Regions from separate parts of the Homo sapiens genome. Here all the other regions are linked to region 1. Evidence: chromatin contacts called from ENCODE Hi-C or POLR2A ChIA-PET data. All regions are on one chromosome and are shown on one strand. Each heading gives the region's core, a stretch centred on a gene start or an enhancer-like site at or near the end of the contact. The rest is flanking DNA. Distances are from core to core; before and after follow the strand shown.

Region 1 (4,666 bases), core at 1,621-4,120:
GCCTGGCTTCAAAATGGCCTTCACTGGCTCAGGACCAACCTTGCTGGAGGACAAGGGCATGAAAGATTCATTCATTTGTTCATCCAACACCAAGTATGTGTTATGTGTGAGGCCTGTAGTACAGGCTAGGACACCAGAGATACATCAGGCACAGGTCTGCCCTCCAGGAGCCTACGGTCTGGCAGGGGAAGGCACATGTACTGGAGAGCTGACACTGTGATGTGGTAGAGTGCTAGGAGCCTGGAAGCCAGGGCAGGTTTTCTGGAGGAAGCATCATTTGCATCCCTGTTTTGAAAGATGTGGCTCCCTAAGCAGGGGGCCTGAGATTTGGCTGCTAAGACCCTCCCCAGAGCCAAGAGAAATTCTCTGAGTCCCTCCAGCTCTACTTTTCTCCCTGAGACCCTCGTCCCCCCAGGTTCCTGAGAGCTGGACATTCCTGCAAACAGCCTAGGCCACCCCCATCCGGCCTCAGCCCATATCACCCGAACTCGGAACAGCTGTGCTGCAAGGGGTATCTGGGCCAGACCCAGGCCCGCCACACAATGGTGTGCCACTGGCCGGGGGAGTCATTGTGGAGCCTCAGCCCCTGCCTAGCTCCAGGCCATGGGAAGACAGGCCAGGCTTGGGGGAGGGGTTTAAGTGGTTGTCAGGGAGGCCCCTGCAAAGGAAGAGCTGGGCCCAGGGAGGAAGGGCGGAAGGTAACTGGGAGGTCAGGAGTTAGCCCAACCTCAGAGGCACTTGGCAGTGGGGTGGAGAGGGAGGGAGGGCCTAACTGTGGCCTCCCTGCCACGTGAATTGCAGCCAACCGATACTACTATTCCAGATAAGAAGCCCTGGCTTCTCAGGCTGGTGAGGACCTGCAGAAGTCACCTATCCAGGCAGAAGGACAGAAATCTCCCACCGCCCCCTTCTGGTATGCAAGTCCCCAGCAGCGGCCCCGTGACGGTCTATGAGCTGGGGACACTGCTCTTGGCAGTACACCTCATGTCTTTAGAGCAGAGGCCCCTTCTGTTTATTAGACTTGGACCCTGCTATTGTGAACTCTGCTTCCCCTGGCTTGAGATCAGAAGGTCCCAGCCTGGCCCTCACCCTCTGTGGCACCAAGAAGGCTGGCCTTCCCTGACCCAGCACAAGTACATCCAGACCCTTCCCTTGGCCTGGCTTCTTGAGGGATGTTCCACAGCTGCCCAGATGCTCCACATACAACTGGCTAAGTTCCTCCAAGAGACCCTGGGGCTCAGCTGCTGAGGGTTTCTCCCTTCCCCATCCCCTAATGCAAGCAAGAGGGGTGCATGGGCCACTGTGCCTATCAGGAGTCCTCTAGCTCCACAGTTGGCAGGCAGAAAAGGGAGTGGCAGGAGCTGATATGGAAGGAGCCTACCCATCAGCAGCAGCGTCTTCTGGACCCAGAAGAAGGCCCAGGCCAGGGCAGGCAGAGCACAGATAGGAACGTTTCTGGTGTGCAGTACAGTGGAGCCCTGGACCTGTGGGCACAAGTTCATCTCCCAGAGCCCTTGTATGTGCTCTAAGCAAGTCCAAGGTGAAGGCCAAGCCAGGCCCTGGCCCATAATACCAATCCATTCAGTGAGGAGGAAGCAGGAGACCCAGGGTTTAGTCGTAGTTCCACCGTTTACTTGTTTTGACAAGACACAGACCTTTCAGAACCTCTATTGCCCTCTGTGTTAAATGGCAGCAATAAAACCTCCCAGGATTTTCAGGGAAGGGGGTGGATCAAACAAGTTACAACACATGTGAAAGTGTGTTGGAAAGCACCAAGTATTCTAACAGAAAAGGCCAAGAAACAGCATGCATGCTGCCACTTCCCTCTCCCGTGCCCAAGGCAGACATGGCTATCTATCTCGGCACTGTCTCACCAAGCTATATTGATCATTCAGAATCCCTCTCAACACATTCCAGGATAGTTAGGGTGACATAGCCTCCATGGGGTGAAGAGAAGCAGCAATGCAAAGCAGGGAATGCCCAGGGAATGGGCCAGGTGGCCTGTGCCGTCTATGGGCTGGGCCTCATGCTCAGCTGGGCTGTGGCTGGGCTTCAAGAGGCCTTTGTTCCCAGCATCCTGGTTAGCAACCCCAGTTCCTCTTTCGTGCATTGTGGTTCCCTGAGAAAACGTTAACCCAGCCCCCAGCACAGTCAGGCCAGCCCTGGGGAAGGCCTCATTCATGAGGCAGGACCCCAGGGGCCAAGTTGGTGCTCGGTGGTGGCAGGACCCCTGCAGCCCCCTGTCCCACTGCACACTCCCAAGTCCACCCCGCGAGGAGCACCCCCTGAAAAAGGCCATGTATCAGCCCCTCTGCCCTGGGCCACTGCATGTAGTGGGAGCTCTGGTCAGGCAGAAGTCTTTTGAAAAGCAGGTCCTGGGGCTCCTGCACCTCCACCCCAGCGCCCATCGCCACGGACTCCCCCAGGCAGGGCCAGCCTGCCCACCAGCAGTCACCAGTGGCCTCCATGGTGTGTTTTTAGGGAGTGCTGAGCAGTCCCCGCTGTGTCAGCAAAACCCTCCAAATGGTGCTTTCAATTCCATTCCTTCAGCCTCTCCCTGGGAGGGAATAAAGGCAGGAAGTCTCTATTAAACTGTGAATGTCAGGAGATAGGTAAGATGGCCCCTAATTCCTGATTGATCTCCTAACAATGAATTAGTTCTTAAAAGCATGGATTTCCCTCTCAGGGCCTCAGACTGTGCCACGAATCCAGCGCTCCAGGAGCCTCCTGCCCCAGCCCCTAGTGCTCCTCCCGCCCCCTGGAGGCGCCATGTTCTCGCACCCAGCTCTCCCATGCACCCCAGCCCACAGCCACCAGGGCTGGCATCAGAGGCACTACCATCCCGGGCAACTCAGAGGGCGGCTCCAGCAGCCTGCCCCTCCCCAGCAGCAGCAGGGAGGGACGTCCCTAGTGCGTTGTAGGCAGGGCCTGTGGCCATGGATGAAGATGGAACTGGGAGCTCAGAGTAAATTTCGCTGAAAACAGGAAACCACGAAGCCCAGATGCGTTCAGTTGTAAAAGGGTCCAGAGAAGAGAGGGCAGGGCCGCACCAGAGGAAGCTGAGGAGGAAGTGCGGTGGCTGTTCTGCTGCGGGCCGCCTCCCTCTCCACACAGCAGCAGCCAGGCCTGGGGTCTGGCAGCCAAATTCTTAGAAGTTGTCTCTGCCTCAAGGTCAGCAGCTGAGGGCTGGGGCCAGGCCAGCCTCCCCAGAGGGCAGGGCATGCTCTTCCTGAGTTGGGAGAACCGGAATCTGGGCTGTGGGCTTGTCCTTCGACTCCAGGAACAGCAGGTGTCCTGTCCCCACTCCTGCCATGCAGGCCCCCATGAATTGTGAAAAACATACCCTCTTTCCTTCTTTCTTTCTTTTTAAAATTTGTTTTGAGGCAAAGTTTTGCTCCGTCCCCAGGCTGGAGTGTAGTGGCTCGAACACAGCTCACAGCAGCCTTGAACACCTGGGCTTAAGCGGTCCTTCCACCTCAGCCCTGCAAAGTGCTGGGAGGACAGGTGTGTGCCACCATGGCCAGCCAGCACCCTCTTCCTATGGCAGCTGGCATCAAGCATTGTGGTGACCAGAGGGAACAAAAGAAGGGACCCCCCTCTGCCTAGGGACAAGGGAGAAGCCGGGGTTTGGGCATATTCTGGCCACTCGAGGTGTCAGCCCCATCTCCGGGCCTATGTTTACCCTCTCCTCAAAGCCCCTGGCCCAGCCCAGGCAGAGCAGGAGGCCCTCAGTGGACCATTCCTTTGGGCCTAACTGGGGGGCTTAGAAGCAGGGCCATGTGTCCAGGTGGGGTTCCCTGGCTGTAGCCACAGGCCCAGGGCTCACTGCTGCCAGGCAGCCTAGAGGTGCTCCCCTTTTCCATCCCCCCAACCCCCCAAGCAATTGGGCGAACATCTTCCCGCCTAGCCCCAAATCCTGGCTTTCAGCACCCAGGCCCAGCTCAGCAGAGCCAGTGTAGGCTGCTAGGAGACAAATGCCCAGGCTGGACTATGCTCTCCACAGTACCTGGGGCCCCCATCCTGCTAAACGCTACAGGGGGTCTGCCCAGCCCCACCTCACCTGTCCCCATGCTCAGGCACTGCCTTCCCTGTTTTACCCCCAGAGTGTACAGAGATGCCCCCTACTCTCCTCCCCTGCTTTAAAATCCTTCAATCACAATTCCACAGAGGACTCACCTTGCCTATGTGTATAAAAACAAAGCCAGGGCATGCCCACAAGCAGGAGATGGGAACATCACCCGCACCTGGCCGAATGGCTCTGAAGCGAAGACTCCACCAGGCCCAGATTGTATGGAGTGGAAGGTGGGGGTGGGGGAGGAGCAGCAGAGTGCAGATTTAAACTGGCTCTTACAATCCATCTCCAGGGTTTGCACCTGTTTCCCCATGTAGTTTTTAATAGCATCCCGCTTCATACTCAGAAGTGTCCCAGGGTGGACAAGACATTGTGTGGCACCCTTGCAATGGCCCGCGCTGAGCAGTGGGAGTAGGGGATGGGGAGGGCGGGGGGCAGGTGCCCCTCTCCACTCACCTTCCCAGAAGGCCCCACCCACCTCCCTCAGCACCATCTCCAGTGGGTGGGGCAACATCTGTCCTGGCCTCAGATTGCCCAAGACACCATTTGCTCACGGAGGCCACCATGCCCCAATATGTACTTCCCGTTTCGGGA
Region 2 (4,666 bases), core at 910-3,409, 610 kb after region 1:
AGCACCAAGCAGAGGACTTTGCAAACAAAACATAAATGATCTTCAACAAAAGTCTGCTGCATTGAATGAGCATCTGGGATGAGCCTAAACCCAAAGCAATAGACCGCCACCTAATATATCTGTATTACTCCCCCTGGGGAGGCAGGTAGCCAGCCCAGTGGGTAGCCCTGCCCTCTATTTTTGAAGTAAGATCTTTCCCTGTCCCAGACCTAAACTAATCCCAGGTCTTTGTCAGCTCAGTGGAGGGCTGCAGATGGTAAAGTTTACACGGATGCATAAGGCGTATAGTCTCATAGTCTTTCCAGAAAAGCACAAATATGACAAATATGCATGCAGGTGGTTCTTCTGTCTCAGCAAATTCCAGAGCCTGAGCCCCAGAGAGGACACTCCTTCAAGCTCCTGAACTGGTGCAGGGGCCTGCTGACAGAAAGATCCCCAGAGGCCCTGTGGCCCATCCTTTCTTGGCTGCCTGCTCCTGAGCCCGCAGCAGCATCAGTGTCAGGCAGAATTCTGACAGCTGGAGGATACCACCCCACCACAGAATATGAATTAATTCACAGGGAGGCTCCTCGAGCAGGTTACCTCAGGTGTCCTGGCAAATACAGCCCGAAACCCTCTCCAAGGGGAGGCAAACAGGCCAAAGATCAACCTGCAAGAGTCCGGAGGGAGGAAAGTTCAGCAGTCCAGGCTACCTCTTCCACCAGCGTTCCGCTTTCTCAATCTCATCAGGCGGGCAGGGCCGGTTAGGAGGCTGACTGCTGTTCCTCAATTTCATTTCTTTTCCTTCATAAACATTTACAGAGTCACAGAACATTTTACTTTCTAGCTGTGTCATCCTGGGCATCCCTTACCTCAGAGATTTTCCTCACCCATAGAATAAAGATAATGATCTTTGCTCTGCATCCCTGACTGGCAGGCTCAAGTGAGAAGGCACAGGTGAAGGAGCTTCCTAAACTGCAAAGCCCTATGGGTATTATTGCCAATCACATTATCTGCGCCAACCCTCTAATCTTCCCGAGGAGGAAACCCAAGCTCAGGAAGGTCACGTGGTAGCCGTCAGGATGAGACTGGGCCCTTCGGAGTGCCTGTTATTCCCAGACGGTTTACTGAGTGGTGATCACAAGCACCACCCGGTGTCTCTCTCCCCTCTAGCGTGGATTAAGAAAAACTCCTTGGAAAACTTAGGTTAAAGAAAAAAGAAAGGGTTCCCGGGTGAAGCGAGGTGATGAGTTGTAAAGCCAGCTTCACTCTTCCCTCCCTGGCTCAGGAGGCTCCTGTCCAGGGCAACTCAGCAGCCTCGGCGTCCACATGGCTGACCGCCGCTGGACTCTTGCGGGCGATGGAGGACTGGCGGTGGCTGAGGTCAGCACCTCCCACCAGGCCACCCGCTCCGAATCTCATCATCGGGAGGAGTGAGGGGCCCGGCTTCAGGACAGTCCGAGGCGGCGGACTGGGGTGGGTGCAAAGGCCGGCTTGCATTTTGGGAGAGTGGTCCCTGACCCTCAGCCCGAGAGGTGAGAGGGAGTGAAGATACGGAAGCGCCTTTCCCTGGCGCCCGAAGAACAGAAATGTCTCCCTGTCTAGCGCCCATTCTCTCCCTTAAAGGAGTTATGTTTATTTTCCTGAACTGTAATATTTCCCAGGCCGGCGACTGGCCTGGGCTACCGAACGGCCCCTTGGGAAAAGTAGTTCGAGTTCACTTCCAGGTAAGTTCCCTTCGTCCCGGCTGCCAGCGCGTTTCATTCTCGGAGACCTCAAACCCCAGCGGGCTCCGCCAGCACCCCGAAAGCTGAAGTCCCGGCCGCCCGAGTCTCCAGACGGCTCGCATCCCGCAGAGGAACAAGAGGGAAAAACTACGCCTCCCAGCAGCCACCGCGCGCCTCAGTGCGCAGGCGTAGCCGCGCCTCGCCACCCCTCCCCCTCCCCCAACTGCTCCCGTCGGTCCGTTCCCGTGTTCCCCCCATCAGTTCTAATGTCCCCAGTCTCTCCGGCACCTCACACTCACCGCGAACTCGCGGCGTCGGATACAGCCGCTGTGCCTTCTCCAGGAAGCGGAGCGCCCGGTCGGGCTGGTTGCTCTGGATGGCCTTGAGGGCGATGCTGATACAGCGCTCAGCTTCATCCTTGTTGGATTCCATGGCGGAACCAGAACGCGGAACCAGGGAGGGGGAGGCCGGGCGAGCGAAGGGCTGCGCCACCCGCCGGCGCGTCGCGGGCAGCCGGGCGCGGAGTGATGACATCCACCCTCCGCCCCTCCTTTCCCGAGTTTTGAGCGAGGGTGGAAGTGCTACCGTATGTCTTCTAAGAAAGGGACGGCTGGTGTAGGTGTCAATAATGGTGCACGCCCAGATTCCATGTTCCGGAGGTCTTAGAGTTGAGTATGCGCCAACCCTCTAATCTTCCGGAGGAGGAAACCCAAGCTCAGGAAGGTCACGTGGTAGCCGTCGGGATGAGACTGGGGCCTTCGGAGTGCCTGTTATTCCCAGACGGTTTACTAAGTGGTGATCTATATACGTAATGTAACTACATACGTTTCAGACAAAGGTTATTTATTCACTGAACAGATATTGAGTGCCCACTGTTTGTGAGGCATGGTTTTATGATGGGGATACAGGGGTGAGCAAAACAAAGCTCCTGCTCTCATGGAGCTTACATTCCAGTGTGTGTAGGCTGGGGGAGCTCCAGATAGATTCAGATAGTGATAAAAGCTCTGAAGAAAAATTATGGAAAACACAGGGATAGAGAGTGGGAGGCGCTATTTTAAATAGCGCGATAAAAGAAACCTCTCAGAAGCTGTCATTAACAGGTACCAGAATTCAGGAACGATAACAGGTAGATGTGACTGTCTGGAGGAAGGGTGGTCAGGCCGAAGGAACAGCAAGTGCAAAGGCTCTGAAAAGGGAATTCTCTTGGTGAGTTATAACAGATCAGGAAGGCGAATACATTCTAGGGAGCGTAAAGATTCTACTACAGGCTGGGCGCGGTGGCTCACGCCTGTAATCCCAGCACTTTGAGAGGCCGAGGCGGGCGGATCACTTGAGGTCAGGAGTTCGAGACCAGCCTGACCAACATGGAGAAACCCCGTCTCTACTAAAAATACAAAATTAGCCGGGCATGGTGGCACATGGCCTGTAATCCCACCTACTCGGGAGGCTGAGGCGGGAGAATCGCTTGAACCTGGGAGGTGGAGGTTGCGGTGAGCCAAGATCACACCATTGCACTCCAGCCTGGGCAACAAGAGTGAAACGCCATCTAAAAAAAAAGAAGAAAAAAAAAAGATTCTACTACAGAGTGTAATCCAGTTCTATCATTATCCCGTTCTTCGAGGGCTATCACTCCAGTGAAAGCAATCTTGTGAAGGTTGCCAGTGACCTCCACGTTGCCGAATCCCCGAGTCATCTGTCAGCCCTTACATTGCTTGGCCTTTCAGGCAGGATTTGGTAAGATGCTACTACAGTAATCCGGATGAGAGTCAGGAAGCTACTATTATAATACAGGTGAAAATTAATGGTAACTTGGATAAGGGTGATGGCGGAGGTGGTGAGTAGTAGTAAAATTCTGGATATATTTTGAAGACAGAATGACGCAATGGATGTGGGCTGTGAGAGAAAGAAGATTCAAGGATGATTCCAATGTTTTTGGCTTGATAACTGGAAGAAGAGAATTTCTATTTACTAAAACAAGGAAATGGAAAAGACTACAAAAGCAGTTTGGTGGGGGAATATTAAGGGTTTGATTCAGTTTATGATGCTTTTTAGAATCAAGCAGAGATACAGACTAGGATGTTGTACATACGTAGGGTTTAGGCAAAAAGGACCTGGAAATATAACTTTGGGGCCAGGCACAGTGGCTCACTCCTATAATCCCAACATTTTGGGAGGCCAGGGGTGGGAGGATCACTTGAGGCAAGGAGTTTGAGACCAGCCTGGGCAACAGAGTGAGATCCCATCACTACAAAAAAATAAAAAATTAGCTGGGTGTGGTAGTACACGCCTGTAGTCCCAGCTACTCAGGAGGCTGAGGTGGGAGGATCACTTGAGCATGGGAGGTCAAGGCTGCAGTGAGCTGTGATATATATATATATATATATATATATATATATATATATATATATATATATATATATATATATGCACCAAGGAAGTGAGTGTAGATGGAGAAGAGCAGAGAAGTCTGATTACTGAGCCTCACGAAATCCCAACATTTAAAGATCTGGAAGAGGAAGAAAATCCAGTAAAGGAGAATGTGAAGAAGCAGGTTGTAAGGAAATGAGTAGGTCAGGTATGGTGGCTCATGCCTGTAATCCCAGCACTTGGGGAGGCTGAGGTGGGAGGCTCGCTTTAGCCCAGGAGTTCAAGACCAGCCTGGGCAACATAATGAGACCGCCCCCCCTCACGGTCTCTACAAACAGTTTTTTTAGAAAAGGAGGGAGGGGGGGTCAAACGTCATATCCTGTGGAGAGGCCAAGCAATGTGAGGCCTGAGAAATGACCAATGGATTTGGCAGTGTAGAGGGCAGTGTTGACTTTGACAAAATTGCTTTTATCTATTTCATTTTATTTTTTTGAGACAGGGTCTCACTGTTACCCAGACTGGAGTGCAGTGGCACAGTTATGGCTCACTGCAGCCTCAACTTTCTGGGCTCAAGCAATCCTCCCACCTCCGCC
Region 3 (4,666 bases), core at 1,098-3,597, 570 kb after region 1:
GTTAATAACAGGATCTCTACTCAAGTAACATTTATGTGGGGATCAATATGAGAAAGAGCCAATCATTTGAAGAGTGTAGGGAAAAGCATTCCGGGCAGAAGGAACAGCATGAGTGAGGGCACAGAAGTCTGAACATTGTGTGGGGTGTGTGGGGAAGTCTGAGGCTCTTCCTAATTACAGTGTAGGGGTGTAGTTGGGGGTTAAGCCATACAGGCAGGGTAGAATCAACGTGAGAAAACCCCAAATGCCAAGCCAAGAAATTCTGTAAGCAACGGGGGGCTACTCATGTCACTTAGTTTAGTAACAGCGGTTCTAAAGCTCCAGCCTGGAAAAGCCCAGAATATTAATGTTCAAGAGGAAATCTCTGCTTCAAATCAAAGGCTCTTTCTCCTGCTTGCTGGAAATTCAAAGCCTGCCCCGTGCCTCTGAGCCTTAGAGCCAGACAGGTTGCCTTATTACTGATTCCCTACAGAAACGCAGCCCAGAGAGGCCAAGAGATTTGCCCAAGTGAAACAGCAAACCAATGCCAAACGCAGAACCTCAAACCCCAAATGCCAGCCTTCAGCTCCAGCCCTAAACCTGTCCCCTTTCACCTGGAGATTCTTTCTGGCAGGCACTCAAAGCAGGTAGGTGAGAAAATGCCTTTTTTTTTTTTTTTTTTTGAGACCAGTCTAGCTATGTCACCCAGGCTGGAATGCAGTGGCAAGATCGTAGCTCACTGCAGCCTTGACCTCCTGGGCTAAAGGGGTCCTCCCGCCTCAGCCTACGGAGTAGCTGGGACTGAAGACTTGAAAATTAAATAAATTGCATTCTTGAAAATGCATGTTAACACGAATTTGTGGAGCACTTACTTACTAGTGCCAACTACGGTACCTGGCCTGGGAAATAGACCTGCCCCGGGAGGTAGACCTCCCCGAGGGCACTCCCAGTCCTGGAGCCCCCAAACTTCTTGAACTACAGAAATTCCCCTAGGACTCCCCTCCCCTGCCCCCCACTCCCCAAGTTGCTGAAAATCATGAGTAACAAAGCGGCCAGGAGTTTCCTGTCTTGCTGAGCTGGCTTACTCAATTTCCCTCGTTTGTCCGCTCAGACCAGACGGGGCAAAGGGCAGCCATCAAAGGTGTCTGGGACGAGCCCGGCGGGGTAATGGGCCGCTAGGGACTCAGTCTGGCCCGGGTCTCAGCCGGGGCAGAAGGCAGCCGGGCGAGGGCCGCGGGTGGGGGGCAGGGGGCCGGGGACAAGCAGCCCCGCCCAGGCCGGCGCGCTGTGTGCACAACGTGCAGGGCTGCGAAAGCGGATGCGGCCTGATGGGGCAATCGCTGGCAACGCGCCGCGGGTTGTCAGCGGGCGCTGGGGGGTGGGAGCCCGGCGCCGGCGGGCCCTGCCTCCAGCATTGGCCCCGCCCCCAGTTCCGCAGTCGTGGCTGGGTTTCGGGGAGGGCGCCCGGTGCGGGGGGCGCCCAGGGCCTGCGCACACGGGTAGGCCCGCGTGCCCAAGCCCCCTTGCAGCCCAGGCGCCCTGGCTCATTATCCATCCCGGCCACTGGCGTTCGGTTCCGCTCCTGTCGCACCACCCCCTCACTGCTCTGACAGATACCAGGAGCTGGTGCCAACCCGCAGACACACCTGGGCAGCCCCACGTGGGTATCGCACGCGCAGGGGCACATCTGCCCTGCCGGGTTTGGAGAGCAGTTGCAAGTCAGCCCCTGGAATGTGGTCCCGTGCCGGCTGGAGCAAGAACTGTGTAACCTCTCTGAGCCTCAGATAACTCATCTGTTAAATGGGGAGGATGATAGCATCACTGGGTTGTTGTCAGGATGAAATAAGATAGAGGCTATAGGGGCGGGTGTGGTGGCTCACTCCTGTAATACCAGCACTTTGGGAGGCCAAGGTGGGAGGATCCCTTGAGCCCAGGAAGTCAAGGCTGCAGTGAGCCAAGATCACGCCACTGCACTCCAGCCTGTGCGACAGTGTGAGACCTGGTCTCAAAAAAAAAAAAAAAAGGCTACAAAGTGTTATATCAGAGTCACTAGCACTCACCCAGTAAGTGATAGCCATGAAGATTCTTAAAGAGAAGGGAACTGGGAGCTACAAAGCCAGCTGGGCTCACAGGCTGCAACTGGGGCATGTCTGGGTTTCCGGCTTCTTTTTTCCTTCCCTGTATCATATTTATTTTTTCCTCAATATCACCCCTCATCTTTCACCCAGGGCCTGCAATATTCCTTCGTTCATTTGACACACATCGGTTGATATTTGTGCCTGCTGTGAGGCATTAAAAACTGCTTATCTGGCTGTGTGGCACCCGGGAACTTTCCCCAGGCCACACCAGCTACACCTGTGGCCTCCTCAGCCTGGGTTGCTGCCCTGAGTCACTGGAGTAGGTCACTTCCTCTCTCAGTCCCTCCATCTGTGCAATAGGGATAAGAGGCCTGGCTTCTCTCTAGTCTCCTGGGACTGTCAGGGGATGAGTCAGATAACGGTGGGGAAGGCGCAGAGAGGCAGAAAGCAGCTCTTACTAGAGCGGGGCCCATCTGGCTGATGCAAGGCTTGCACTTTGCATGTAACCCCAGCCGGTACAAACAGGGATGGCTCCGGGAAGCGTGAGGAGCAGGGGGAGCAGAGAAGTCCCCAACCCTACCCGACAGCCGGGGTGTGGGATCCAGACTGGCAGCTTAGGAGTCTGAGCAGCTGGGGCTCTGTCCAGGCTCTGCTTCCCCAGCTCTGCGAGCATGACAGCAGGTTCCTGACCCCTCTGATCCGGCTGCCTTTTCTGTCACTCAGGGGTTGCAGTACCTCCCTCACCTAGCTGAAGTTGGAAGTGAAGGTGGTAACTCCCAGAGGGAGTGGAGCCCTTCCGTGTTTCTGGGAGGGGTCTGAGGGCTGGCCGGGGGGGTCCGGGTGGGGGAGGTGGGACCAGACAGGAGGAAGGCAGCCCTGGCCAAAGGCTCAGCATATTCCATAGTCACCTCAGGCAGGGGGTTCTAGGGGCTCCTCCCAAAAGAGTCAGAGACCCCTGCACCCTCAGCCGACCCCAGGCATGACAGACCCCGCCTCATCCCACAGTGCACAAGGAGATCACACTCAGATCTGGGCCCCAGTCTGGCGTCTGCCCCAGGCCAGCTGCATGACCTTGGGCAGGTGATTGAATGTTTTTGGGTCTCCATTTTTCCACTTGTGAAATGGGGATAGCGATGCCTACTTTGTAAAGCTGTTGTGAGGCTGGGGGAAAATGAGAACGATATCAAGTGTTCACAGTAGAGGCCAGCACTGTTGTGAGCGGCAGCTCCTCTCCCTCCCCTCCCCTCCCCCTTTCCCTATCACAGGTGGGGCCAGGTGGAATGTCACAGTAAGTCCTTGGGATAGAAAGGTCTACTGACATATTCAAAGTGCCCCCGCCCCCAAGGTTTCTAGCCTGATACCATAAGCTTTGATGGCAAGAGCTCTGTTTGCTTGGGGACTTTATATGCATGATTGTATTTGACATATGACGAGGGCCATACGTGGCATCCATTATATAGATGGAAGCGGAGGCAGGAGAAGTCAAATAGCTTGTCTGGTCACATGGCTAGAAAGGGTGAGTGCCAGGATTTGAAACCAGGTCTTCCGGACTCCAGCTCATCCACCACACACCCCCTGCCTGCCTCTTGCTTTTGCCCTGGGTGTTCTCCTCTTTCCTGAGTGGCCTCTTATGATGTGGAGTCCCCGAGGCCAGGGACGGTCATGAGCATGGCTTCCTTGTCTTCCAGGGTGTGGCTCAAGCACACAGTGGGTCCTCAGTCCACCCTGCTGACCAGGGAGATGAGTCCTGGCATGAGGGAGATGACTCATGAAGCCGGGCTGGGCGAGGGTACGTGCCTGTGTCTCTGTGTGCGTGCATCTGTGTGCGTGCACAGGGAGGGGAATGAACGAGTACTGTCTGCTGGAGGCCTTCTCTCTCCAAGCTCCTACCCCATCCGGCGCTGCTCCTGAGACTCAGCCTTCAAGGGGGCTCTGAGCCTGAGAAGCAAGGGTGGGGGAGGTCTTGGCCATCTCCCTCCCTGGCCTAACGCAGGGCCTGGTGGGGGCTGTGGCTGATGGCGGTTCCATGGGAAGCCAGGTCCTCCCTGGTCCAAGGGGAAGCTCTTCGGGCATCTTCCACCAGTCTAGGCCCTGCTATTTTTAGATGCTGTCCCCTCCCCAACCCTCCCCTCCCCATCACATACCAGCTGAGGGAGGAAGTGACTCACCTCAAGCCCAGACAGGTAGAGGCAGCCTCAGTGGGCCCCGGGCAGGCCTGGTTCCTACGCTGGGGTTGCCTTCCTGGGATCACCTCAGGCCTGCCCCAACCTGGGGACAACACAGGGCTGGGATGGAGCCCAGGGCCTTTCTTGGGCTCCTCCATTCTCCATCTCACAGGACCTAACAGGCCTGGGTCTCTGATGGACTGTGGAGCCTCTGCTCAACTCAGCAGACCTCATCAGGCCTCGGACTGCACTGTGGGCCTGTGGCCGGCCTCAGCCCAGTCTGAGGGAGCCAGACAGGCGAAGGGGACTGCCTGTGGCCCCACCCTGTCTTTGTGAGTGACCAGTGTTATGGAAAGAAAAAATACCTGGTTCAGTGGGGACAGGAAAGGTGTGATGACCCTTGGGATGTGTGTCCCAGTGGAGTGGCCAGCTGTCCCAGAATGC
Region 4 (4,666 bases), core at 734-3,233, 550 kb after region 1:
GTCCTTCCTAGGGTCCCTCAAAATCACGCCTGCTGCCCACTGCACAAATCCTGCCTGGTCCCAGAGAGGGACCACACACAGAGGAAGGGAGAACATAGTGCCAGTCCCTGAGGAAGCTCCCCTCTGCTGGAGAAACGAGAGGCAACTGGATCCCCCAATACTGCATCACTCCAGCTAAACATGGAGGGCCTTCGGAGGCATGGCAGGCAGTCGCCCGGGCTACAGCAACCAGAAGGGCTTCAAGGACCCTCCAGGGAGCAACAGGAGCCAGGGTGAGGGGGTGGGGAGGGGGATGGGCACTGGATGTGATGAGGACTGACTTGGGACGACTGACATGGGACCAGCGAGGAAGGGGTGGGCACTCTCCCAGGGCAAGACCCTCACTTTCCAATCCGTTTCCCCCTGACTGGCACCTGTAGTACAAGGTGCAGAGGGGGTCAGGAGGTGGGTTCTGAAGCCCTGGCATTGGGGTGTTACCAATGGGCACCCATTCAATATCTCTTCAGTTCCTCCTTTGGAGAAACCCTCTTCCCTCCTTCCTTTTCAGCCCATTGGAGCAGGTGAGGCTGCAGGTGTGGGGCCTGTGAACAGATTTGCCAATCAACACAGGGTTATTCCTGCCTTGCCCCTGGTATCTGTGTGGTCACATGACCCCAACTGTCCAGTTACAGTGAAACCCGGGACATGTGTCACAATTCCCAAGGACAGAGCCTCTTTCTACTCAACTGGAACTTGGGATGATGTGCCCCTGCAGCTGCAGCAGGTGCTCATGGAGCCCAAACACTTCCCAAGACAGCAAAGGCAAAGTACAAACAAGTACAAAGACTCTGGGAAATGAGTCTTCATGACGTCGTGGTGTCGCCAGATCGAGTCATGCCTGGGGTTCTCAGTTTCCTGAGCCAGTAGATTCCCTTTTTAGCATAAATCAGTTTGAGTCAGGTTTTCTGGCATTTGCATCATTAAGAGTCTGACATTCATATGGTGAATTTTCTTTTCTTTTTTTTCTTTTTTTTTTTTTGAGATGGAGTTTCGCTCTTGTTGCCCAGGCTGGAGTGCAATGGTGCGATCTCGGCTCACCGCAACCTCTGCCTTCTCCTGGGTTCAAGCGATTCTTCTGCCTCAGCCTCCTGAGTAGCTGGGATTATAGGCATGCGCCACCATGACCGGCTACTTTTGTATTTTTAGTAGAGACGGGGTTTTTTCCATGTTGGTCAGGCTGGTCTCAAACTCCGGACCTCAGGTGATCTGCCCGCCTCGGCCTCCTAAAGTGCTGGGATTACAGGCGTGAGCCACCGCGCCCGGCCATGGGTCTGTTCTTAAATGGGGCTTCCAGAGGGAACCTCAGCCTGTTTTGAAATAACAAGGATCCAGGCACGGTGGCTCACGCCTATAATCCCAGGACTTTGGGAGGCTGAGGCGGGCGGATCACGAGGTCAGTAGTTTGAGACCAGCCTGACCAACATGGAGAAACCCCATCTCTACTAAAAATACAAAATTAGCCGGGTGTGGTGGCGCATGCCTGTAATCCCAGCTACTCAGGAGGCTGAGGCAGGAGAATTGCTTGAACCCGGGAGGCGGAGGTTGCGGTAAGCCGAGATCGCGCCATTGCACTCCAGCCTGGGAAACAAGAGCGAAACTCCATCTCAAAAAAAGAAAAGAAAAGAAGAGAAAGGACAATAAGGAGTTAGAAACACTTTCTCCCTTCCCTCCTTCCCGAGGGGCGGGCTCCATCTTCTTTATTTTTTATTTTTAGAGAAGAGGTCTCCCTATCTTGCCCAGGCTGGTCTCAAACTCCTGGTCTCAAGCGATCCTCCGGCCTCGGCCTCCCAAAGTGCTGGGTTTAAGACGTGAGCCACCGCGCCCTGCCTCCATGTTCTTTAATCTGCTGTCCCTGGCCCAGGGACCTCCGCAGATAAAGCTCGGTTTCCCCTTTCTGACGCTGTTACCAGTTTGCGGCGGTTAACCCCCCAGAGAGAGCCTGACGCAGATTTGCTGCAGGAAACCACCGAGTCTCACGGCTTGGCACGAACTCTTCCTTCCGGGCCGGCCAGGATGCCTGAGCGTGGGGGTGGGCAGGGCACCTCCTACTTCCCCCCGCAGATAACCACCAACCCGGCCACATCATTCTCACATCTGGGAACTGAGCTCACTCGAGGCTTTTCTCACGTAGCCTCCTTTGAACCTGTTTCCTCATCTGTAAAATGGGGCTAAGGATAGCATCCACCTATTTCAGGGTCGTTTTGAGGGAATCCTGGAGAGAAAACTAGGGTTTTCAGCAAAAGGATCGGCACAAAGTAGATGTTCGCCGCTCCCCTCCCTCCTTCCCGCTCCCCCGGGCAGGAAGGCTCGCGTGCGCGAGGCCACAGCGCAAGCGGGTGCAGAGCAGGATTCGAACAGGGTTCCATGCAACTCCGTGCCCAGGGTCCTACCACCGCCTGAGCTCAGCGGTCTTCAGCCAGCGGGGCCCTTCCACCCCCTTCCTTAATAGTTTTCCTCCTCCGCCTCCTGCACGGCCTCCGCCTCCGCCTGACCGTCCTCGGAAACCTCCCAGCCGCAGCCCGGCCCTCCCCAGCGGCCTGAGTGGCCTCCTCCCGCGGCGCCCCCCAGCTCCGCACCTCCCCAGCCCCGCCCGAGGCGCGCCCAGCGAGCGTGACCCCGACCCAGGGCCACGGCTGCGCCCGTAGGATCGCGGGCGCGCGGGTCTCCATGAGGGACTGGGAGAGATGCGTCACCCGCTAATCCCTCAACTGGGTCGCACCCGGTCTGCCTTGGTTGGTCCCTTCTGATGGCGGAGGCGGGACCTCGACTTGGTGGCCAATGAGGAGCCTCGTGGGGGTGCTCTCGGCTGCCATGGCAACGGAGGGGCCGCCCGCTTCCCCGCGGGGCGAGGCCGGCTCTCCCAGGACTGGCCACATTGCAGTCACGCGCTGTGGCCCCAGTCCTGTTAGCATGAGGTGGGGGTCAGAAGTTGAGGAACAACTCGGACCTAAAGCCTTGACAATTGCCAACAGTGTAGACAAGTCCCAGCATGCCCAAAATTTATAAGAGAAGGCTGCCTGGAAGAGGGACACGATGAGGAGGGTCTGCTGAAACGGACAAAGAAACCCAGTTCAGTGCAGTGGAGTGGACATGGCACGGGCAGGGCACGGAGTGGGGTCGGTGCTTAGTAAGCGGATTAGGGTTTCCAAGCCAAGACCCACCCAGGGCAGGATGGGGAACCAAGGTGAGCAGGTGCGCTGAATTGTGGGTCTCACACTGTCCTTCAGTGTCCCGCAGGAAGAGAGAGCTAAGGATCACCAGGGTCATTCCCCTGCCTCAGGCAGCCTGCACTCCACCTTAGGTACAGTCATGTCCGGTCTTCAGCATTCATTAACCTCGTATTCTTCCCAGGAAGAGGAAGGTGACCAGGTTCATTGTCCCCATTTCATAAATGAGAAAACTGATGCCTGCCTGCTAAAGTAGCTCACCCTTGGGCCGTGGGGCCTGGCATTGGGCCCAAGCGGGGCCCTTCCAGGGAAGCCCCAGCCCGCAGTTCTGACGTTGCCCACCCTTGCTGATGGTGCAGGGATGTCAGGGGCAACTGAGCCCCATGTTTAACGAGGCAGGTGAGCTGGGGTCAGAACCCTGCCCTGGCCTCTGATGGCCCTGGGTGGGGATGTGTCTAACTCCCTCCTCAGTCACTCTGGGAGGGAGTCCAGTGTTGCCCCACGCTCGTGGCCTCCAGAAGCCCACAGTCTAATGGGGAGACAGACCCTACAGGGACCACATGATGTGAGAAATGCTGCAGGGGTGACGTGGACAAAGCACAGGGGAGCACAGGAGAAGGGGTGCCTGAGTCGGCCCAGGGAAGTCAGGGAAGGCCTCACAGCGGAGGCAACCCCAACACAAGATGCAGAGTGCTTGCTAGGCAGCCAAGCAAGGGGACGGTCGCCATCCCAGGCAGAGGGAGCAAAGGCCTAGAGGCCACCTGTCTGCAAAGCCTAGAGGCATCCCTGAGAGTGGCTCCGAAGAACAAGTCTAGGAGTGTGGACTACAACTTTAGGCAAGGCCCAGGCTGCAAAGTGAATACCAAAGACAGGGCTGTGTGCTCCACAGTTGGGTGCTTTCAGCCCCCTTCTGAATCAGCAGGCACCCACATACACTTTTCTCTAACTGGCAGATTCACAGAACCCCAAGAACCTTTCTCAGGACCCCACTTTGAGAAGTATTGGATTAGAAGTTAACACTGTCCGGCTCACAGTGGCTCACGCCTGTAATCCCAGCACTTTGGGAGGCTGAGGAGGGCGGATCTCTTGAGGTCAGGAGTTCAAGACCAGCCTGGCCAATATGGTAAAACCCCATCTCTACTAAAAATCCAAAAATTAGCCGGGTGTTGTGGCACACGCCTGTAGTCCCAGCTACTCGGGAGGCCAAGGCACGAGAATCGCTTCAACTGTTAGGCAGAAGTTGCAGTGGGCCAAGATCACGCCACTGCACTCCAGCCTGGCTGATGGAGTGAGACTCTGTCTTGAAAAAAAAAAAAAAAAAAAAGGCCGGGCACAGTGGCTTACATCTGTAATCCCAGCACTTTGGGAGGCTGAGGTGGGTGGATCACCCGAGGTCAGCAGTTCGAGACCGGCGTGGCCAACGTGGCGAAACCCTGCCTCTACTAAAAATACAAAAAAAA
Region 5 (4,666 bases), core at 1,246-3,745, 520 kb after region 1:
ACTTTACCCTGGAACCCACTCCCTCCTACTTTAGGAAACACTTCCAACAATAGGACTGCCTTCTTTTTTTTTTTTAATCGCTTTTTAGAAACACAATGAGACAATAACACTAATAGATTTCTTTTGAAAAGAAACAAAATTACTCAGTGCGCATTAACCAGCCCTTCCCATTTGAGACAAGTTGTTTTATTAACAGAAGGAGACAGTGAATGAAAAAAAGGTGCTTGGAACACTGTTGGGCAGTCTTGATGGTGTTTGTTGAATGAATAAATGATTCCTAATAACTGACCTTTCCAAACCGGACCCGGATTCTTTTCCTTATGAATATCTACTTAAAAGGAAAAAAAAAAAAAGCCTGTGCTTTCTTTAGGTCAGTGTTCCACATTTTCCTGAATTTTTTTTCTGTCCAAAAAAAAAAAAAAAAAGGCCAGGCGTGGTGGCTCACGCCTGTAATCCCAGCACTTTGGGAGGCCCAGGCTGGTGGATCACCTGAGTTCAGGAATTTGAGACCAGCTTGGCCAACATGGTGAAACCGTCTCTCTACTAAAAATACAAAAATTAGGCCGGGCGCGGTGGCTCACGCCTGTAATCCTAGCACTTTGGGAGGCCGAGGCAGGCGGATCACGAGGTCAGGAGATCGAGACCATCCTGGCTAACACGGTGAAACCCTCTCTCTATTAAAAATACAAAAGATTAGCCGGACGTGGTGGTGGGCACCTGCAGTTCCAGCTTCTCGGGAGGCTGAGGTAGGAGAATGGTGTGAACCCGGGAGGCGGAGCTTGCAGTGAGCCAAGATCGCACCACTGCACTCCAGCCTGGGTGAAAGAGTGAGACCCCATCTCAAAAAAAAAAAAAAAAAGAAGAAGAAGAAGAAAAAACATCGTAACTCTTGTTTCCTTAGGGTGTTTAGGTGTCCCGCCCAAATCAGCCTGGAGGAAATGTGAATGTTCCTGATGGATTAATTCAGATCTTCTCTCTGGCCAGCAGGAAGACACACCCATGCAGGTCACCTCTGTAAGAGTGATTTCAAGAGTATGTCATCTACTCCAGCCCTCCAAGAACAACTAGCCGCCTTGATCCAGTGTCTTTTATTATTTTTAATTTTTATATCCCCATTGTTAAGCAATCTGGTGTCTTTAAGGCTCCAACAAGCGACAGAGCTTGAAGAATGGGAAGAGAAGGCCTTGAAAGTCCCAGTGGCTCACAAACTATTCCATTCTGCAGCTGTCTTTAAGATGTCTCCTGGATCCCCTGATTTCTTTTTTTAATCCATAAATTTGTCTCCATAAGTGGGTCTCCCACCTGTCAAATGAGAGTAGGGTGCAGAGCTTGGATTCTGGTTCTTTCAGGTTCTAAGTCTTGGCCCAAGTGTCAGCTTTTTCTTTTTTCTAAGTTGGGGTGGGGATGGGGGTTGCGGAGGGCAGTGGCCTGACATCTCCTGCAAGTGTCATTTGTCACGCGAAAGCAAGCCTGACCCGAGGCAAGGCCCGCCTATCTGGTTAGGTTCCTTGCCCGCCCCCGGGGCCCTGGGCATCTGATGTAAGTTTGGCTCCCTCTTCCATCAGGGTCCTCCTGTCCCAGACTGATAAACCTTTAGAGCAATAAAGGTCGAGTCCGTCTCAACCTCCACCCACCCTCAGCAACCACTGTTAGCCTCTGAGCACTGCTGCCAGGCCAGATTTCCTGTGGCCCCGCCTGAATGATGAAACACGGGATGGCCATTGCACTCCCTGGCTTTTCCAGAGATCTCGGTCCTCGGTCCTGATGCAACCGTCTGGATCTTTTACACAAAGCGCTAGGCGAGCGCTGGGTGCTAGGACCCGGGGGGCGCCCGGGCAGGGAGGTCCGGCTGCGCTGCCTGCAGTCCGCGGGGAGGGCGGATGGGTCTGTGAGTCCGACTGCTGTGAATCCTCGCTTCCATCCCTGCACTGGGCGCTATGAACCCGGGCCCATCCACACTCCTCTAACCACTCTCCTCAAGCCCTCTCCTTGGGAGCAGTTGGAAGTGGAAGCAGATAGGGTTTGGGAGGAGGCAGGGATCCCCATTAACCTATGTCCTGGGCTGTAGAGTAACAGCCAGGATGGGCAGGTGGGGCCTTGGGGAAGGGGCAGCATGGTGCCCGGAGCTTCCCAGTCTGTGGACCCCACCCCCATATCCCGAGCCTTTGCAAAGCAGGGATAGAGGGGGTAAGGGCGCGAGGGCAGGCCGGGCTAACGTCTGCTCCTGCGCCGCCGTCCCACGGGCATCCCCCCCGTGTGTGCCCAGTTGTTCCCGAAGCTTTAGGATCCAAGACGCTGGGGGCAACCATTTTCCTTGCCCGCCGCCCCCTCACGCTTCCCTGCCTCTCCTCCTAGCCTGGTCACGGGCTGTCCCCTCCTCCAGCAATGCAACCCTATAATAAACAAGTCTTTCCTTGATCCTCCCCTGCCGCGAGCGCCCTCGGGGACCTTGGCAGCTGCAGCCGCCGCGGATCCTTTCCAGAAAGGGGGCGTGGCGGTGGGTCGGGGTTCGACTGCGAGCTTTCTGGGGCTCAATGGAGGCGGGGCCCGGCCGCTGTCACCGGGCAGGAGAGAACGTTGCTTACGTGCGCCCGGAGTCCATTGGCCAAGGCGGGCCACACTCCCGGGTCTGGATTGGGTCGTGGCGCAGAGAAGGCGTGGCCTCGCCGCGCTAGTCCTTATAGGCTGCTCCGCGCTGGTGCTAGGGCGCAGCAGGCCAAGGGGGAGGTGCGAGCGTGGACCTGGGACGGGTCTGGGCGGCTCTCGGTGGTTGGCACGGGTTCGCACACCCATTCAAGCGGCAGGACGCACTTGTCTTAGCAGTTCTCGCTGACCGCGCTAGCTGGTGAGTGTCCCTTCTGTGTGTGGGTCCTAGAGCTCGCGGTCTGGTCTGGTCTGGTCCCCAGACTGACGCCTGGTCGGTCCCCCTCTTGTCTTACAGCGGCTTCTACGCTCCGGCACTCTGAGTTCATCAGCAAACGCCCTGGCGTCTGTCCTCACCATGCCTAGCCTTTGGGACCGCTTCTCGTCGTCGTCCACCTCCTCTTCGCCCTCGTCCTTGCCCCGAACTCCCACCCCAGATCGGCCGCCGCGCTCAGCCTGGGGGTCGGCGACCCGGGAGGAGGGGTTTGACCGCTCCACGAGCCTGGAGAGCTCGGACTGCGAGTCCCTGGACAGCAGCAACAGTGGCTTCGGGCCGGAGGAAGGTGAGCGGTGGGCGGGTGCCGACGCGACTCGAGGGGCCGGGAAGGTGGGGAAGCCCCGGTGCTGGAAGGGGTCAGAGCCGCCTTGGCTTCCTATCCCATCGGGACCCAGATTGCTTGGGGGCAGGGGGAATTGGAGTATAAGGTGAGTGAGGCGGAAACTGAGGCACGGAGTGGGAAGGAGCGTTGGTTTCTTAAGGAAACAGCACCTCCCCCGCCTGTGCGTTTCGTTTTGAAGCCGCTCTAATACCCCTTCCTGTGTGCTCTCCTTTCCAGACACGGCTTACCTGGATGGGGTGTCGTTGCCCGACTTCGAGCTGCTCAGTGACCCTGAGGATGAACACTTGTGTGCCAACCTGATGCAGCTGCTGCAGGAGAGCCTGGCCCAGGCGCGGCTGGGCTCTCGACGCCCTGCGCGCCTGCTGATGCCTAGCCAGTTGGTAAGCCAGGTGGGCAAAGAACTACTGCGCCTGGCCTACAGCGAGCCGTGCGGCCTGCGGGGGGCGCTGCTGGACGTCTGCGTGGAGCAGGGCAAGAGCTGCCACAGCGTGGGCCAGCTGGCACTCGACCCCAGCCTGGTGCCCACCTTCCAGCTGACCCTCGTGCTGCGCCTGGACTCACGACTCTGGCCCAAGATCCAGGGGCTGTTTAGCTCCGCCAACTCTCCCTTCCTCCCTGGCTTCAGCCAGTCCCTGACGCTGAGCACTGGCTTCCGAGTCATCAAGAAGAAGCTGTACAGCTCGGAACAGCTGCTCATTGAGGAGTGTTGAACTTCAACCTGAGGGGGCCGACAGTGCCCTCCAAGACAGAGACGACTGAACTTTTGGGGTGGAGACTAGAGGCAGGAGCTGAGGGACTGATTCCTGTGGTTGGAAAACTGAGGCAGCCACCTAAGGTGGAGGTGGGGGAATAGTGTTTCCCAGGAAGCTCATTGAGTTGTGTGCGGGTGGCTGTGCATTGGGGACACATACCCCTCAGTACTGTAGCATGAAACAAAGGCTTAGGGGCCAACAAGGCTTCCAGCTGGATGTGTGTGTAGCATGTACCTTATTATTTTTGTTACTGACAGTTAACAGTGGTGTGACATCCAGAGAGCAGCTGGGCTGCTCCCGCCCCAGCCCGGCCCAGGGTGAAGGAAGAGGCACGTGCTCCTCAGAGCAGCCGGAGGGAGGGGGGAGGTCGGAGGTCGTGGAGGTGGTTTGTGTATCTTACTGGTCTGAAGGGACCAAGTGTGTTTGTTGTTTGTTTTGTATCTTGTTTTTCTGATCGGAGCATCACTACTGACCTGTTGTAGGCAGCTATCTTACAGACGCATGAATGTAAGAGTAGGAAGGGGTGGGTGTCAGGGATCACTTGGGATCTTTGACACTTGAAAAATTACACCTGGCAGCTGCGTTTAAGCCTTCCCCCATCGTGTACTGCAGAGTTGAGCTGGCAGGGGAGGGGCTGAGAGGGTGGGGGCT

What was found. Hi-C counts contacts between places; a loop is a spot of excess contacts on that map. ChIA-PET counts read pairs that join two places held with the same protein, here RNA polymerase II (POLR2A). Pooled maps may share reads with other maps.
Region 2: a loop to region 1 is called in a pooled map, with 7 times the contacts of the local background. The contact joins the promoter of DNAJB12 here to the enhancer-like site in region 1. A Hi-C loop is called at or near these places in 4 of 50 pooled maps. POLR2A ChIA-PET finds 5 or more read pairs at or near these places in 2 of 52 experiments (T-cell and naive thymus-derived CD4-positive, alpha-beta T cell).
Region 3: a pooled map shows a loop between it and region 1 (5-fold over the local background). The contact joins two enhancer-like sites. A Hi-C loop is called at or near these places in 6 of 50 pooled maps. POLR2A ChIA-PET finds 5 or more read pairs at or near these places in 3 of 52 experiments (K562, T-cell and activated B cell).
Region 4: a loop to region 1 is called in a map of naive thymus-derived CD4-positive, alpha-beta T cell, with 2.6 times the contacts of the local background. The contact joins two enhancer-like sites. A Hi-C loop is called at or near these places in 1 of 168 maps with a recorded cell type or tissue (naive thymus-derived CD4-positive, alpha-beta T cell) and 4 of 50 pooled maps. POLR2A ChIA-PET finds 5 or more read pairs at or near these places in 2 of 52 experiments (K562 and activated CD4-positive, alpha-beta T cell).
Region 5: a loop to region 1 is called in a pooled map, with 2.9 times the contacts of the local background. The contact joins the promoter of DDIT4-AS1 here to the enhancer-like site in region 1. A Hi-C loop is called at or near these places in 1 of 50 pooled maps. POLR2A ChIA-PET finds 5 or more read pairs at or near these places in 3 of 52 experiments (B cell, activated CD4-positive, alpha-beta T cell and activated naive CD8-positive, alpha-beta T cell).

The regions. Positions count from the first base shown.
Region 1 is chr10:71,745,946-71,750,611 of GRCh38, forward strand. All of the region lies in intron 38 of CDH23 (cadherin related 23), which reads left to right. It overlaps VSIR (V-set immunoregulatory receptor), which reads right to left. Exons shown (of 7, transcript NM_022153.2): 7 at 1,611-4,666. Among named protein-coding and RNA genes, the nearest start is that of VSIR, 25 kb to the right of the region's middle. RefSeq lists enhancers at 2,053-2,262, 2,648-2,697, 2,898-3,027. Within about 2 kb of position 2,871, at least 29 of the 41 ENCODE cell types and tissues checked have a DNase peak (open chromatin) inside an H3K27ac peak, as active enhancers do; they include B cell, where a contact is called at or near this core.
Region 2 is chr10:72,352,760-72,357,425 of GRCh38, forward strand. It overlaps DNAJB12 (DnaJ heat shock protein family (Hsp40) member B12), which reads right to left and starts at 2,160. Exons shown (of 9, transcript NM_017626.7): 1 at 2,006-2,160. The coding sequence starts at 2,138. RefSeq lists enhancers at 1,617-1,746, 2,137-2,386.
Region 3 is chr10:72,318,449-72,323,114 of GRCh38, forward strand. No RefSeq gene overlaps it. Among named protein-coding and RNA genes, the nearest start is that of DNAJB12, 34 kb to the right of the region's middle. RefSeq lists enhancers at 637-686, 2,323-2,617, 2,367-2,786, 3,220-4,419, 4,382-4,431 and silencers at 1,037-1,596, 4,083-4,377. Within about 2 kb of position 2,348, at least 41 of the 41 ENCODE cell types and tissues checked have a DNase peak (open chromatin) inside an H3K27ac peak, as active enhancers do.
Region 4 is chr10:72,295,353-72,300,018 of GRCh38, forward strand. No RefSeq gene overlaps it. Among named protein-coding and RNA genes, the nearest start is that of DDIT4, 24 kb to the left of the region's middle. RefSeq lists enhancers at 519-813, 1,818-2,117, 2,769-3,425, 3,038-3,127 and a silencer at 2,478-2,747. Within about 2 kb of position 1,984, at least 39 of the 41 ENCODE cell types and tissues checked have a DNase peak (open chromatin) inside an H3K27ac peak, as active enhancers do.
Region 5 is chr10:72,271,216-72,275,881 of GRCh38, forward strand. It overlaps DDIT4-AS1 (DDIT4 antisense RNA 1), which reads right to left and starts at 2,496. Exons shown (of 2, transcript NR_186445.1): 1 at 1,635-2,496; 2 at 171-1,302. It overlaps DDIT4 (DNA damage inducible transcript 4), which reads left to right and starts at 2,709. Exons shown (of 3, transcript NM_019058.4): 1 at 2,709-2,845; 2 at 2,942-3,206; 3 at 3,480-4,666. The coding sequence starts at 3,002. The coding sequence ends at 3,973. RefSeq lists enhancers at 1-238, 1,206-1,729, 1,730-2,253, 2,964-3,083, 4,352-4,666.